5 separate regions of the Homo sapiens genome follow, and all the other regions are linked to region 1. A link is a contact called in ENCODE Hi-C or POLR2A ChIA-PET data. All regions are on one chromosome and are shown on one strand. The core of a region is the stretch at or near the end of the contact, and the rest is flanking DNA. Distances in the headings are between cores, read along the strand shown. Region 1 holds the start of LMTK3 (lemur tyrosine kinase 3). Region 2 holds the start of GYS1 (glycogen synthase 1). Region 3 holds the start of BAX (BCL2 associated X, apoptosis regulator). Region 4 holds the start of NUCB1 (nucleobindin 1). Region 5 overlaps BCAT2 (branched chain amino acid transaminase 2).

Region 1 (2,832 bases), core at 146-2,645:
AATAAATACATTAAATAAACTATGATCATGTATCTTTTGTATGAGGCAAGTGCTGTGGTTGTGTAATGTCTGCGTAACCGCACGGGAAACGTGGGTATTTGCGACCCGTGTGTCTGTGCGCGTGTCTGTGTCTGTGTTGTGGGTGTGTGACTCTTTGTATGTGTTATGTGTGCCAGTGTGTGTTTATGTATGTGATGTGTGACTGTGGTGGGGTTCTGTGTCTTTGTAACCTTGTGTGAAAGGTGTGTGTATTTGTGATGTGTGTGTCCATGTCTGTTTAGGTATGTGATGTGTGCAACTCTGTGTGTCTGTGTATTTGATCTGTGTGCCTATGTCTGTGCTTATGTATGTGTGACTGTGTATATGTGCATGTTATATGTGTCTGTATGTATCAGTGTGTGGTGTATTTATGTGTATTTTTGCATGTGATTTATGTAGCCCTGTATGTATGAGTTGTGTGTGCCCGCATGCATGTGTATGTAGTGTGTCTGTGTGTATCCATGTGAGTGAAGCTTGTGTCCGTGTGAGTGATGCATGTTACGTGTCCGTATACATGCATGTATTATGTTTCTGTGTACTCATGTATGTGATGTGCCTGTCTCTGTGTAGCTGCTGTGTCCGTGTCTATGTTAGTTCATGTGATGTGTGTGTCTGCGTGTGTCTGTGCAATTGCTGTCTGTGCATGTCTGTGTGACGTGCATGTATGTGATACTTGTGTCTGTGGGTATTCTTTGTTGCCCATTTGTCTAGGGACTGTCTGCGTGGCTGTGACTATGAGTGTCAGCATGTCACAGTGGTGTCCGTGGGGATCTTTGTCTGTGGCGTGTGCGTCTGTGGATCTGGGGCTTTACTTTGTCCGGGGCATGTGTGGGTCTTTGTGATGCTTTGACGTTCCTGCGTGGCCGGGTGCATCTGTGCTGGAAGCTGGCCTGCCTGTGCGTTTCCAGTGCGGTCCCTGCGTCTTTGTGTGTGACGTGTACGTGTCCCCGTCTGCTGATGGCTGTCCACCTTTGTATGTGATGCGCTTGTCTATGAGGGTCCCTGCGACGTGTGTCAGCTGTGTGTGGGCTGCGCGTGCCTGACATCTGCATCTTAGCGTGTAGCACATGTGTCCATGCTGGTGGCATGTCACAGCGGTGTCCGGGCCAGGCACCCGTGGGCCCTGCCCCCCCACCCCCGCTGCAAGTGTGTGCCGGTCCCTGTCTGTCCCTCCCCCTCCCATTTCCTCCCCTCCCTCCTGGCAGCCAATGCTACGGGGGAGCCAGTTGCCATGACGACGCTCCATCCTCCCTCCTCCCACCCTTCCTGTGACAGGCTCTCTGCTCCCCCAATCCTGGCTGCCCTCGGGGGCGGGGCCCTCTTTCTCGCCCCCCCCATCCTACCCTCTCCCCCCCACCCCAGCAACCCCGGCTCCCCAGCATCTCTCCTCTGTCCGCCTCTCCATCCCTTCATCCGTCTGTCCCTTCAAAGAGGGGGAGGGGGGTACCTGAGCCAGCAAGCAGCCCCTCCCTCCCCCTGTCCTGCGTCTCCTGCCCCTCTCCTGGGCCGGGAGGAGGCCAGGGTCGCGCGGGTCCCCATGGCTGGGGGCTGAGGGCCCGCCCCCCCCTCCTCCCCAGCCGCCACCACCTCCACCTCCCTGCCATCCTCGACAAGATGCCTGCCCCCGGCGCCCTCATCCTCCTTGCGGCCGTCTCCGCCTCCGGCTGCCTGGCGTCCCCGGCCCACCCCGGTGAGTCTGTCGGGCCATCAGTCTGTCCGGTGGCCCCCACCCCCGCGGCGGCCTCGCTGTCTGCCCAGGGGTCTGTCTGCGGGTCCTGCCCCGTCACCTGGTGCGCGTCTTCCCGCAGCCCAGCAGGGCCCGGAGCGGCGGGGACGGTGCCTCTGTCAGCAGGGCCTGTGGGAGGGAGGCTGGGGGCTGGGTGGGGAGGGGGCTCCGTTTGGGCAACATGTGTGTATGCGTGCACGCATGTGTTTGTGCTGGTGTGTGCAGGAAGAAGGGGAAGGACAGGGCCTCTGGGAGAATTGGGGGCAGAGGACAGGAATACTATTTCTAAGGGGGACACAACACGGGAGGCTGTCTCTGGCTTCTGGAGAGACCCAGGGCTTGCGGAGTTCCCTTCTCTGGGTCTTGGGCTGGGGATAGAGAACATCGGTGTGCGCCAAGCGTCCCTAAAAGAGACAGATCTCAACCCCACAAACTGGGGGGTTCCAGCATGGGGCAAGAATCTTCTCCCAGCCTGCAGCTGAGAGCTAGTCCTCCTCCCCAACGAGGGGTAATGAGGCTGTCCACGGGAGCGTATTTTAAATTCTGCAAGCTCCAGACTTCACTATCACTCCTCTTTCCTTCAACCCTCATTGGAATTCATCCAAGCCTGGGGTGAGGGGATGGGGTGGGATGAGGTGGCGGGGGTCCCAGTTTGGGACGAGAAGAGAGACCCCACCCCCAATCCAACCACTTGGGAAGGCCCCAAACTACAACTCCCACAATGCCTTGGGCCACTCTGCACCTCTGCCAAGGGACCCTGGTCGCAGAGCATCACGGGAGTTGTAGTCCAAGACGTGCCGGGACGGGAGGGGGCATGATTCCGGTATCCAGGGACTTGAAGCTGGGACCCCAGCCCAGCCCTGTGCCCACAGATGGATTCGCCCTGGGCCGGGCTCCTCTGGCTCCTCCCTACGCTGTGGTCCTCATTTCCTGCTCCGGCCTGCTGGCCTTCATCTTCCTCCTCCTCACCTGTCTGTGCTGCAAACGGGGCGATGTCGGCTTCAAGGTGAGGTGCATGAGGGGATTCAACTTGGGGAGGAAGACTCCAGCAAGGCCTTTACCCCCTA
Region 2 (2,832 bases), core at 166-2,665, 480 kb before region 1:
TCCTGACCTGAAGTGATCCGCCCGCCTCGGCCTCCCAAAGTGCTGGGATTACAGGCATGAGCCACCACGCCAGGCCAAAATCGCTTCTTTATTCAGGTAATTGAGCAGGTGCCAGGCCAAGTTTCCTGGCCTCTCCTTCATTCACATGTATTCATTCATTCAAATATTCAAGTGATAATTTATTGAGCATTTACACTGAGACGTAGCCCGTGTGAAATACTGGAAATATGAAAATGGCCAAAACGGTAGCATGACAAGATCCCGATTTCTGGGTCCCTAATCCTTCAGTCCTCTCCACTAAGACTCTCTTGTTCCTCGACAATTTCTTCCCACTAAAGGCTCACTAGGCGCCCTCGCGCTCTCAGACACACTGAACAGGTACCTGCCTGTGCTTCCAGCTTGGAACTCAAGTGCCATTGGCACCACTAACAATCCAAGGCTCCCAAATGGCTCGAAGCGCAAGGTCCTACAACCCTCCTCATCACACACTGGCGCCAAGGACTGCGGAACCGGCCGTTGCGCCAAGATGATTTTGAAAGTTGGAGTTCCTATAGCATGATGGGGCCAGACCCGAGATTCTGGGATCCCAGCCCCCTCCCCGCCTCAGATCCAGAAGTCCAGCCCCCATGTCCCCTTCTCCCCCAGATCTGGGTGGCCGAGCTTCCTCCTCTTTCAGACCCAGGAGTCTGAACCCCCAGATCCCCCCTCCCTCAGACCCAGGAGTCAGGGCCTCCAGCATCCTCCTCTCTCAAACTCGAGACTGCTAGCTCGCTCCTCACCCTCCATGCACCCACACTTACAACGGTTGCCATGATGCTCACCAACTGCCAGAGTCCTAGCGGAAACGGAAACGCGCGAGGAGCGAGATGTTCTGGCTCCTCTAGGCTAGCTGGTTCTTCAAAGATCTCGATGGTTCCTCATAAATATGTAAATATTGTGGGGGCGTGGCGGGACTTTATGCCCCGCCCTCCCACCGAGGCTGCGCTGGAAGACGGGCGTCCGGAACTCCTGGGTCCATTCCCAATGTCTCCTGGCTCCTCCTCCTTTTGCTCAGCCCCACCACCGCCCCGCTCAGGCCGATTGCAAAATTCTTAGCTGTTCTTTGAGTAACCACACGTCCTCCACGCTCCTTTCCTCTTTATCCCACCCTCCTCCTCCTCCCCACTTTGAGGCCTCCAGCTCCAGATTGACAGAGCTGAAGGCCACTCGTTTCCGTAAAGCGCAGCGGCAAGCTCCGCCCCCTGGAGGTCTCACGGCCGAGGCGGGGCCGGGACACAGCGACTCCAACCCGTTCCACCAATGAGGACACGCGGAAATCCCCGCCCCCGGGCGTGGGCCAATGGCGCTGGCTGGGGGGGGCGGCCACCGCCTCCTGGCGGCTGCGAGGTTTCACTGCAGGGGCGCCAGTGGGCTCAGTGACGCTGCGGCCTCCTTCTGCCTAGGTCCCAACGCTTCGGGGCAGGGGTGCGGTCTTGCAATAGGAAGCCGAGCGTCTTGCAAGCTTCCCGTCGGGCACCAGCTACTCGGCCCCGCACCCTACCTGGTGCATTCCCTAGACACCTCCGGGGTCCCTACCTGGAGATCCCCGGAGCCCCCCTTCCTGCGCCAGCCATGCCTTTAAACCGCACTTTGTCCATGTCCTCACTGCCAGGACTGGAGGACTGGGAGGATGAATTCGACCTGGAGAACGCAGTGCTCTTCGAAGTGGCCTGGGAGGTGGCTAACAAGGGTGAGCACGCCAGGCGTCGGGGCCCTTGACGAGAAGGACAGTAGTGGATGGGGGCCCGGAACTCTGAGTTGTAGGAGGACGGGGCTACTAGGGGAACCCTTGTGACCTGGGCAAGGAGGCTGTGTCCTTGAGGAGGGGCTGGGAAGCCGGAGGTGGGTGGGAGAGGGATGGTTCGTTTGACTTAAGATGAAAGGAGGCTGGAAGCCCGGGTTCTGGGTCCTAGGGAAGAGGGCGCTAAAATGAGACTCCTAGGTCCTGGAGGCAGGCTTCCGAGAGACTAGATACCTGGGTCCTGAACAGGGAAGGGGATGGGGGGATGGGATTTCTGCGTGCAAACCTGGGAAGCTGCCGGGGTTTCAGACCTATGACCCTAACAGCATGGTCTAGGGGATAAAACTCCAGATTTGAGAGAGAGCTGACTGGGAGATAGGAGGCCTGAGCGGCGGTGGGAGGACCTGAGGATCTGGCTGCTTAAGAATAAAGATGGGACGGGCTGGAGACTGTAATGAATGCCTGGGCTTTGAAGGAGCTGAGGGCCTGAGCTATTAGTTCCTAGGAGTAGAGGAGCCCATGGCCTGGGACACATGCGTACTGGAATAGGGGAAGGCTGGGAAGTCCTAAGTTAGTCAGAGGCTGGGCCCTAGGATGGGAGGGGCTAGGAGCCTGCATTTCTGTGTCTTGGGCTTCAGAAAGCTGAGGTTCTGGCCTTGGAGAAGGCTGGGGCTGAAATCCCCAGGAACAAGCCAATCTCACACCTCAAAGAGCAGGGTCTGGGGGGTTGCTTTGCTGGGTCTTGGAGGAGAAAGGGACTGTGTCTCCCAGGAGGAGAGGGGGCCCGTGAACACCCAGCCGGGTATCGCCAGGGCCTGGGCTCCAGGATGGGAGGAGGCTGGGGGCTGGGGCTCCTGGGTCTGGGATAGGGTCATGGGAGAGGCAGAGCCCTGCATGCTGGTGTCCCTAGTCAGGGAGAGGAAATTGGGAGGCAGGTCAGCAAGGTCCCTGGGGGCAGGGAATGACCATGCAGGCTTCTCTTGGGCAATGGTGAGAAGCTGGATTGGCCATGAGGGGGTCTCCCTCACTGGGTTTTGGAGCCTGGCTGCGAT
Region 3 (2,832 bases), core at 87-2,586, 440 kb before region 1:
GGCGGCAATCATCCTGCAGGAGAGAGGAGAACCAGTGCCGGGGAGCAGGCATCAGGCTGATGGTGGAAAATTCCCGCATCCACCGCACACTAAAGATAAGGAGACTGAGCCCCAAGCCAGGCTGAAATGAAAAGCAACAGGCCAACGGGGGACAAGGGAAGGGGACAAGACAGACATTTAGGAAGGTGGGAAAAATGACTCCCTGAAGGAGGGTTTTAAGATCCTGGCAGAGAGGAGGGCTGGGAGTCCGGAATGTTTGCGCTGAGTTGTGGGGCCCAGACTCCTAGTTCTTAGGGGAGGAGGAGAATGCGGGGCTGAGAGTCCTGTGTCCTGAAGGAGCCCAGTGGCTGGACTTCTGGGTCCTCAGGGGCCCACACCTCTGCAGCTCCATGTTACTGTCCAGTTCGTCCCCGATGCGCTTGAGACACTCGCTCAGCTTCTTGGTGGACGCATCCTGAGGCACCGGGTCCAGGGCCAGCTCGGGTGCCTCCCCCCCCATTCGCCCTGCTCGATCCTGGATGAAACTAGAGTGGGGATGGAGTGAGGGTGCAGAATCAGAACGGGGTGTCACTCCTCAAATCTGTGCCACAATAATCAGACCTCAAACTCACCCCTGAAGCAAAAGGGCCCCTGTCTTCATGATCTGCTCAGAGCTGGTGGGCCCTAGAGGAGAAAGGAAGGGAAGAGGTACCTGGACTCTTGGGTTCTAGGGGATCAGGAGACTGTGGAGACTCACGGCCCCTGAGGGAGGACAGAGCTGGGGACCCTGGACTTCTGGGACCCTAGCAGATAAAGTGACGGGGGGGCCCAGACAACTGAGTCCCTGATGGAGAAAGGCCAGGAGGCTGGGCCTGTATCCTACATTCTCCCCGGGGAAAGAGGCTAGGGGAACGCTATATGCATCCAGACCCCTGGCCTGAGGGGGCAGAGGCGAGACCCGCCCCTCCCACCAGTGCCAGAGGCAGGAAGTGGTGCGGGCGACAAGCCCGGGCCTGCCCGGGGGCTTGGCTTCCGAGATCCCCTGGTTCTCGAGGGTCCGAGAGCGCCAGAGAGGCAGGGATCGGGACACGGGGATCAGAGAGCCAGGAACCTCCGAGGACGGAGGGGACTGGAGGCTGGCAGCGCCCGATCCGGGAGTTTCTGCCCCTCAGTGCTTGGAGATCGCACAGCCCCAGGCCGGTAGGAAGGATCCCGGACGGGCCGGCGAGGGGGCTCGCCCTCCTCCCGCCCGTCTGCCTCCCGCCTCACCCCCGCCTCTGGGCTGCTCCCCGGACCCGTCCATCACCGCCGCTCCCGCCGCCGCCTCTCGCCGGGTCCGCGCGGGCGGCCGCAGCGCGCCCGGGTCACGTGAGAGCCCCGCTGAACGTGCGTCCTTCACGTGGCCGCCCCGCAAAATGGCCGCTGCCCCGCAGCGCCGCCGGGTCACGTGACCGCACCTGCCTCGCTCCCTCGGGAGGTTTGGTCCCGTCACGTGACTGTCCAATGAGCATCTCCCGATAAGTGCCAGCAGTGGCGCCGTCCAACAGCCGTCCGTCCAATCGCAGCTCTAATGCCTTCATTTATCCAGGCACCATTTTTAGAAGTTTCGGGCAGGGTTTGAGCTCTCCCCAGCGCAGAAGGAATTAGCAAGTGCAAAAGCTCAGAGGCCCAAAATAGCATGCTTCCAGGCAGGACGTTATAGATGACTAAAAACTGAGTGGTTTTGTTTTTTGCAGAGACCTGGATCTAGCAATATAGCCCACGCCCAGGCTTGTCTCTAACTTGTGAGCCCAAGAGATAACCCCGTCTCAGCCTTCCAAAGCGCTGGGATTACAGGCATGAGCTACCGCGCCAGGCCTGCTTTTCTGTTTGTTTGTTTTTTCCTGTTTTTTTTTTTTTTTTTTTTGAGACAGGGTCTCACTGTGTTGCCCAGGCTGGAGTGCAGTGGCCCAATCATGGCTCACTGCAGTCTGGAATTCCCGGGCTGAAGCCTCCCACCTCAGCCTCCTGAGTAGCTGGGACTACACCGCCCCTGGTTAATTTTTAAAACTTTTTATGTGGAGATGAGGTCTCTCTATGTTGCCCAGGCTGGTCTCTGAACTCCCAGACTCAAGCGATCCTCGCACCTTGGCCTCCCAAAGTGCTGAGATTACAGGCTTGAGCCACCCCACCCAGTCATGACTCGAATGTTTGTGTTTGTGTAAAAAGAAAAGGAATATGAAGTTTAAAAAGTGGCAGAAACTAATCTGTGCTGATAGATCAGCAGGGTATGGAGGGGAGGGGCCACAAGAGACACTCCCCGGGTGCCCCAAATATGCCATATTTTTATCTGAATGGTGTTTACATGGGTATACACATTATTATTATTATTATTATTATTATTATTATTATTATTTTGAGACGGAGTTTTGCTCTTGTTGCCCAGGATGGAGTGCAATGGCACGATCTCGGCTTACTGCAACCTCTGCCTCCGGGTTCAAGCAATTCTCCTGCCTCAGCCTCCCAAGTAGCTGGAATTGCAGGCATGCGACACCACGCCCAGCTAATTTTGTATTTTTAGTAAAGATGGGGTTTCACTATGTTGGTCAGGCTGGTCTCAAGCTCCTGACCTCAAGTGATCCACCTGCCTCGGCCTCCCAAAGTGCTGGGATTACAGGCGTGAGCCACTGTGCCCGGCCGGGTATACACATATTTACAATTCATTGAGCTGTACACATAAGACTTGTGTGCTTTATGAATATTATGACATGTCACTTTAGACAGAAAATAATAGCAACTAAGGAAAACTCAGAAAAATGAGCTAGGATCAGATGATAAAGGGTTTGGGCCTGTCAGAGAAGGGACTTGATCTAT
Region 4 (2,832 bases), core at 191-2,690, 390 kb before region 1:
TGTTGCCCAGGCTGGAGTGCAATGGCGTGACCTTGGCTCACTGCAACCTCCACCTCTCTTGGTTCCAGCACGAGAATTCGTGCCTCAGCCTCCCAGAGTAGCTGGGATTATAGGCGTGAGCCACCACGCCCAGCTAATTTCTGCATTTTTGGTAGAGATGGGGTTTTGCCATGTTGGCCAGGCTGGTCTTGAACTCCTGACCTCAAGTGATCCGCCTGTCTCGGCCTCCCAAAGTGCTAGGATTACAGGCATGAGCCACTGCGCCTGGCCTGACCAGCCTATCCTTATGGGGAGCTATAGGAAGATTCGGACCACAAGACACTCACTGACCTTCAGGATCTCCAAAGTTCCAAATCCCTTAAGACCAAAGCTTTTATTGGGTTTGATAAACACATGTAGGAATTAATAAACAAGCAGTTCACCCGCCCTTCTGTAATTTAAACTACAACTCCCAAGAGCACCATGAAGTCAGAATACCCCAGCTAGCCAACATCAACTGCTACTGGGAACTAGCAACATGGTGCTACTGGGAAATGTAGTTTTGTTTGTTTGTTTTCAAATTCCTTCTTGGGTGGAGAGAATCTTAAAAAAACAGACGTTTAGTTGGGGCGTGATGCAGATTTTCCACACCTCAGAGTCAGGGACCTCCAGTTTTTCACCAAGTCAAACCCCTGCTGCTGGGAGGAATGGTGGGCAAAAAACAAGCTACAACTGTAGGGCCAGGAAGTCACTGGAGCATCCGCCCTACGGGCACCGGGGTCTGCAGGAGCTGTAGTACCACTGCAAACACCTGGCTGGATAGCAGGGCAGGGCCACTCACGGGACTCTCAGTCGCAGGGGTCTCCTCCTTGTTGGGCGCCCCTCGCTCCAGGGGGACAGCCAGCACGGCGCGAAGCAGGAGCAGCAGCAGCAGCGGCAACAGAAGGAGGGTTCCTCGGGGCCCAGAGGGAGGCATGGCAGTGTGGTCTGTGGGGGATGGAGGGCTGGATAATGCATAATGTCTGTCCCAAGCCTCTTCCTCCCCTGGAACCAGGAGTTCGGGCCCCCAGCGCCGCCCCCACTTCCAAGAATCAAGACACAAGCATTTTGTTACCCAGGCCCCAGGATTCCAGGCCTCCGGCCTTCCCTTCCTCCGACACAGGAGTCTGGGCCCTCAGACCCAGGGGTCCTGGCTCCCAACACGCTCCTCTCTCACACTCAGGAATCCGGGATCTCGGCCGCCTCCTCCCCCAGACCCAAGAGTCCAGGGTCCCAGCCTCCTCTTTTCCCAGGACCTAAAGTACTGGCACCCAGTGCATCCTCCTCCGGGACCCAGTTTTCCAGCCCTCTGGCCCCCATCCTCCCTAGGACCCAAGAGTATGGGAACCCTGGCCTCTCACCTCTCCTTCACCGCAGAGGGCGTTTTCCAGGGCGGGCAAGGACCTCCGGTGCGTTCTTGGTGACTTCCCCCCTAGACCACGCCCACTTATCCACAGAGGCCCCGCCCCAAAGAGGTCTGATTGGTCCACGCTGGCTCTGTAGCTTTCATCCACGTCCAGCGGCCCCGCCCCTTGCCGAAGCCGCTCGCATTTTCGTGAAAGCCTCGCTTCTTTCTCGGAATCCCAGCCTCTTGACGCCACATTTCCCGCCTATGCCAAAAGAGAGAGAAGGCTTTCAAAGATAACTACAACTCCCTGCCGGCCGGGGGAAAAATAACTTCCGCGGGCATCGTGGCCCCTTCGCCTCATGGGAGCTGTAGTTTTCCCATTTATTTTCGCCCCACGAAGTGCCTGGAAGTTATAGCGCGGTAGCAATTGCATAGCCTTTCTTATGAGTTTCTTTCTTCTTCTTCTTATTATTCGAGACAGGGTTTGCTCTGTCACCCAGGTTGGAGTGCAGTGGCGCAATCACTTCTCACTGCAGCCTCTACCTCCCAGGCCCAAGCAATCCTCCCGCGTCAGCCTCCCAAGTAGATGGGACCACAGGCCACACTACCATGCCTGGCTAATGTATATTTTTTAAATTTTTAATACAAATATTTAAATCTTTAATTCTTTTTTAGCCTTTTTTTTTTTTTAACGTTCTGTCTTTCACACTTCTCACACTTTGTTGTTGTTGTTTTTTAAAGAGACGGATGTCAAGCCGGGCTTGGGGGTTCACTCCTGTAATCCCAGCACTTTGGGAGGCTGAGGCAGGCAGATCACCTGAGGTCAAGGGTTTGAGACCAGCCTGGCCAACATGGAGAAACCTCGCCTCCACTAAAAATACAAATTAGCCAGGCGTGGTTGCGCATGCCTGTAATCCCAGCTACTCAGGAAGCTGAGGCAGGACAATCTCTTAAACCCGGGAGGCGGAGGTTGCAGTGAGCCGAGATCGCGCCACTGCACTCCAGCCTGGGCGACAGAGTGAGACTACGTCTCAAAAAAAAAAAAAAATCTCTGTGTTGCTGGTCTGGATCTGGATCTCCTGGACTCAAGCAATCTTGCCTCCCCGTCTCCGCCTCCCAAAGTGCTGGGATTACAGGCGTGAGCCACTGCGCCCCGCCTCTTTTAAGTTTCTTGTAAGCGAGATGTGTACAGTGAGGCCGCGAGGTCTCTGGTCTCCCGCTCTCTCTCTCTCTTTTTTTTTTTTTTTTTGAGACGGTGTCTACCTCTGTCACACAGGCTGGAGTGCAGTGGCGCGATCTCAGCTCACTGCGAGCTCCGCCTCCCGGGTTCACGCCATTCTCCTGCCTCAGCCTCCCGAGTAGCTGGGACTACAGGCGCCCGCCCGCCACAACGCCCGGCTAATTTTTTTGTGTATATATATATATTTTTTTTTAGTAGAGACGGGGATTCACCATGTTAGCCAGGA
Region 5 (2,832 bases), core at 183-2,682, 280 kb before region 1:
TGGCATCTTCTGGTGATGGGCGCCATGTGCCAGGGGCCAGGGCATCAGAGGGCTGGGACTGGGGCACACTGGCATGTCTCTGCCCCTTCTCCTGGGTCTGTCTCTCCCGTTGGGCCTCTGTCTTTCTCACTATCCTCAGGGAGGGAGAGGTGGAGGTCTGCAGCAGGGCAACCCTCTGGGGACACGTGTCTCTGCCAACTGCCCTGCAGGGTGAGTTCCGGGTGGTGGAGCGCACGATCACCATGAAGCAGTTGCTGCGGGCCCTGGAGGAGGGCCGCGTGCGGGAAGTCTTTGGCTCGGGCACCGCTTGCCAGGTCTGCCCAGTGCACCGAATCCTGTACAAAGACAGGGTGAGGCGGGGCTGCCATTGTGGGTGGGAGGGAAGGAGGGGAGGGGCTTGGTCCTCACCGCACCTTCTGTCCCAGAACCTCCACATTCCCACCATGGAAAATGGGCCTGAGCTGATCCTCCGCTTCCAGAAGGAGCTGAAGGAGATCCAGGTGAGCTGCAGGGAGCTGGGGAATGGGCTGGGAGCTTGTTCCCTGGAGAAGTTGGTGTCCCATGAGCCCCTGGACTAACAGCCAGCCTCCTTCAGTAGTACCAGGAACAGATAATGGCCTTTCTTATTGAGGCCCTGGAGAGTGGGCTTTCTGTGCTGCTCTGTGGCCTGGAAAACCCCTTGGGGCTAAATCACCCTTTCCTGGGAGCTCCCGGAGCCCTGGATATGTCTTCAGCTTTGGAAACCCCTTCCTGTGATCCTCTGCGGCTCCTGGGTGCCCTGGTAGGAGAAACCCCCTCTCCGTGGGCCTCTGAGGCCCCTGGGTGCCCTGGTGGGAGAAACTCCCTCCCTGTGATCCTCTGCTGCCCCGGGTGCCCTGGTGGGAGAAAGGCCCTTTCCATGAATCACTGAGACCTTAGCCAGCCCTCTGGCCATCTCAGAGGTTGGCCTCCCAAGATTCCCTGGAGCCCTGGGCTATCCCTTTGGCCGGAGAAAGCTTCCTCCCATGAGCCTCTGGACCTTGGCCCCTCTCTGGCACCAGACTGTTTAATCCCATAAATCTCTGGGGGTATTCCCATCTTCTGGGCCAAGATCTCTTTCCCAAGAATCTCTGGGCTCCTTTCCCAGACCTAGAGCTACATTTCTGTAAACTTTTGTGCATCAGGACCTAGAACTACACATCCTCTGACTATCTGGGCTTTCTGAGCTGAAAGTGACTTTTTCCAAGAGCCTTAGAGGCCTGGCCATAATTCCTGTCTTCAGAACTACATCTCCCGGAAGCCTCTGCGCCGCCTTAGCCTTGATTCCCCGTTCCCATCATTGTTGGGGCCCTCTGGGAAGTGGACTACATTTCCCGTGAGCCGCTGGGGCACAGCTCCGTAGGCACTCGGCCTGGAACACCCCAGGGCCTACTGGGAGTTGTAGTGCAGCTTCCACCTCACGCACTGCCTCCGTTGTTCCGCAGTACGGAATCAGAGCCCACGAGTGGATGTTCCCGGTGTGAAGCTGCAGGCTGTGCTCCAGATCCACCGACCCGTAGCATCTCGTCACGCCAGCACTCGCCTCCCTACCAATGACTCACCTGAAGTGCAATACGAAATAAAAGGCCAGCGGGCGGCGTCTGGGTCTCTGGCGCCCCCATGTGGTTGCGACACTCCCAAAGCCGTAAGGGCCGACCCAGGCATCTTGGCCCCCAGCCCCTCGTCGCGGGTTCAGGTCCGCCCATTACTCCTTGTCGTGCGGTCAAGGATACACCTTGGCCCCGATTCCGGATCTCTCCGTTCTCAGGCCAGACCCCTGGTGCTGCCGTTGATTTTTTTTTCTCTGTCTTTGCTGCAATTTTGAAATAAAATGCCAAAGAACACACATTGTCGGGCTTCTTCAGTGACGTGACTCTGGGGCTTTAACCCAGGAATCCTGCTTCCTCAGCCCATTTTATTCTGAAGGACTCAGTCATCCGAGCCCCCAGTGTTCTGATGGTTTCTCCAACCTGGGGGAGCATTTCATGTCTCCGGCACTGAACTTACTATCTGCCCCCCACCAACCAGCTCCTCCCCTACTTTCCCGTCTCCCAGTCTCTAGGCCGGACCCCTAGGTGCTGCATCCTTTTCTCTCAAAGCCCACGAGGCCCCGATCCCTGTTCCTCCTGCCCCCGACTCTGCTGTCCGTTCCCCCGCCTCTTTGTCCCCTAGGCCCTGGCCTCAGCTCAGCTGCTGTCTTCTACTGGCACCCTTGTTCCAGCCTGCAGTCTGCTACCTGGCCCAAAGGGTCTTTTCTACACCCAGACGTGGCCCAGTGCCCTCAGCCAGGACTGTAGTCACGGGACCCTAGTGGGTGTGGAGTGAGGCACGATACTCTCACCTGCTGGAGGGATTAAACGTGGAAGAGTTTAGACTGGGTATGGTGACTCCCACCTGCAATTCCAGCACTGTGGGAGGCTGAGGCGGGAGGATTGCTTGAGACCAGGCTGGGCAACACAGTGAGATCCCATCTGTACAGAAAATACAGAAAATTAACCAGGTGAGGTGGCATGTGAGTATAGTCCCAGCTACTCCAGAGGCTGAGGTGGGAGGATTGCCTGAGCCCGGGAGGTTGAGGCTGCAGTGAGCTGTGATTGTGCCACTACACTCCAGCCTGGGTGACAGAGCAAGACTGTCTTGAAAAAAAGGCCAGGCACTGTGGCTCATGCCCGTAATCCCAGCACTTTGGGAGGCCAAGGTGGGCGGATCACCTGAAGTCAGGAGTTCAAGAGCAGCCTGGCCAACATGGTGAAACCCCATCTCTACTAAAAATACAAAAAAACCAGCTGGACGTGGTGGAGGGTGCCTGTAATC

What was found. Hi-C counts contacts between places; a loop is a spot of excess contacts on that map. ChIA-PET counts read pairs that join two places held with the same protein, here RNA polymerase II (POLR2A). Pooled maps may share reads with other maps.
Region 2: a loop to region 1 is called in a map of CD8-positive, alpha-beta T cell, with 4 times the contacts of the local background. The contact joins the promoter of GYS1 here to the promoter of LMTK3 in region 1. A Hi-C loop is called at or near these places in 2 of 168 maps with a recorded cell type or tissue (CD8-positive, alpha-beta T cell and naive thymus-derived CD4-positive, alpha-beta T cell) and 7 of 50 pooled maps. POLR2A ChIA-PET finds 5 or more read pairs at or near these places in 2 of 52 experiments (Caco-2 and Panc1).
Region 3: a pooled map shows a loop between it and region 1 (3-fold over the local background). The contact joins the promoter of BAX here to the promoter of LMTK3 in region 1. A Hi-C loop is called at or near these places in 2 of 168 maps with a recorded cell type or tissue (CD8-positive, alpha-beta T cell and naive thymus-derived CD4-positive, alpha-beta T cell) and 6 of 50 pooled maps. POLR2A ChIA-PET finds 5 or more read pairs at or near these places in 1 of 52 experiments (activated B cell).
Region 4: a loop to region 1 is called in a pooled map, with 6 times the contacts of the local background. The contact joins the promoter of NUCB1 here to the promoter of LMTK3 in region 1. A Hi-C loop is called at or near these places in 5 of 50 pooled maps. POLR2A ChIA-PET finds 5 or more read pairs at or near these places in 4 of 52 experiments (B cell, WTC11 and activated CD4-positive, alpha-beta T cell).
Region 5: a loop to region 1 is called in a pooled map, with 4 times the contacts of the local background. The contact joins the enhancer-like site here to the promoter of LMTK3 in region 1. A Hi-C loop is called at or near these places in 6 of 50 pooled maps. POLR2A ChIA-PET finds 5 or more read pairs at or near these places in 2 of 52 experiments (WTC11 and naive thymus-derived CD4-positive, alpha-beta T cell).

Annotation. Positions count from the first base shown.
Region 1 is chr19:48,510,398-48,513,229 of GRCh38, reverse strand. It overlaps LMTK3 (lemur tyrosine kinase 3), which reads left to right and starts at 1,395. Exons shown (of 15, transcript NM_001388485.1): 1 at 1,395-1,729; 2 at 2,638-2,771. The coding sequence starts at 1,654.
Region 2 is chr19:48,991,892-48,994,723 of GRCh38, reverse strand. It overlaps GYS1 (glycogen synthase 1), which reads left to right and starts at 1,415. Exons shown (of 16, transcript NM_002103.5): 1 at 1,415-1,729. The coding sequence starts at 1,612. RUVBL2 (RuvB like AAA ATPase 2) reads right to left here and starts at 837. Exons shown (of 15, transcript NM_006666.3): 1 at 801-837. The coding sequence starts at 812. RefSeq lists enhancers at 939-1,028, 1,719-1,858 and a silencer at 1,149-1,508.
Region 3 is chr19:48,953,379-48,956,210 of GRCh38, reverse strand. BAX (BCL2 associated X, apoptosis regulator) reads right to left here and starts at 1,336. Exons shown (of 6, transcript NM_138761.4): 1 at 1,249-1,336; 2 at 612-663; 3 at 378-524; 4 at 1-13. The coding sequence starts at 1,282. RefSeq lists enhancers at 862-1,071, 521-1,088, 1,089-1,657 and a silencer at 1,192-1,341.
Region 4 is chr19:48,898,920-48,901,751 of GRCh38, reverse strand. NUCB1 (nucleobindin 1) reads right to left here and starts at 1,440. Exons shown (of 13, transcript NM_006184.6): 1 at 1,380-1,440; 2 at 821-966. The coding sequence starts at 955. RefSeq lists a cis regulatory region at 2,264-2,832 and an enhancer at 2,798-2,832.
Region 5 is chr19:48,794,096-48,796,927 of GRCh38, reverse strand. BCAT2 (branched chain amino acid transaminase 2) reads left to right here. Exons shown (of 11, transcript NM_001190.4): 9 at 210-350; 10 at 426-500; 11 at 1,464-1,864. The coding sequence ends at 1,502. Among named protein-coding and RNA genes, the nearest start is that of BCAT2, 16 kb to the left of the region's middle. RefSeq lists enhancers at 173-808, 1,406-1,585, 1,626-1,695. Within about 2 kb of position 1,432, at least 36 of the 41 ENCODE cell types and tissues checked have a DNase peak (open chromatin) inside an H3K27ac peak, as active enhancers do.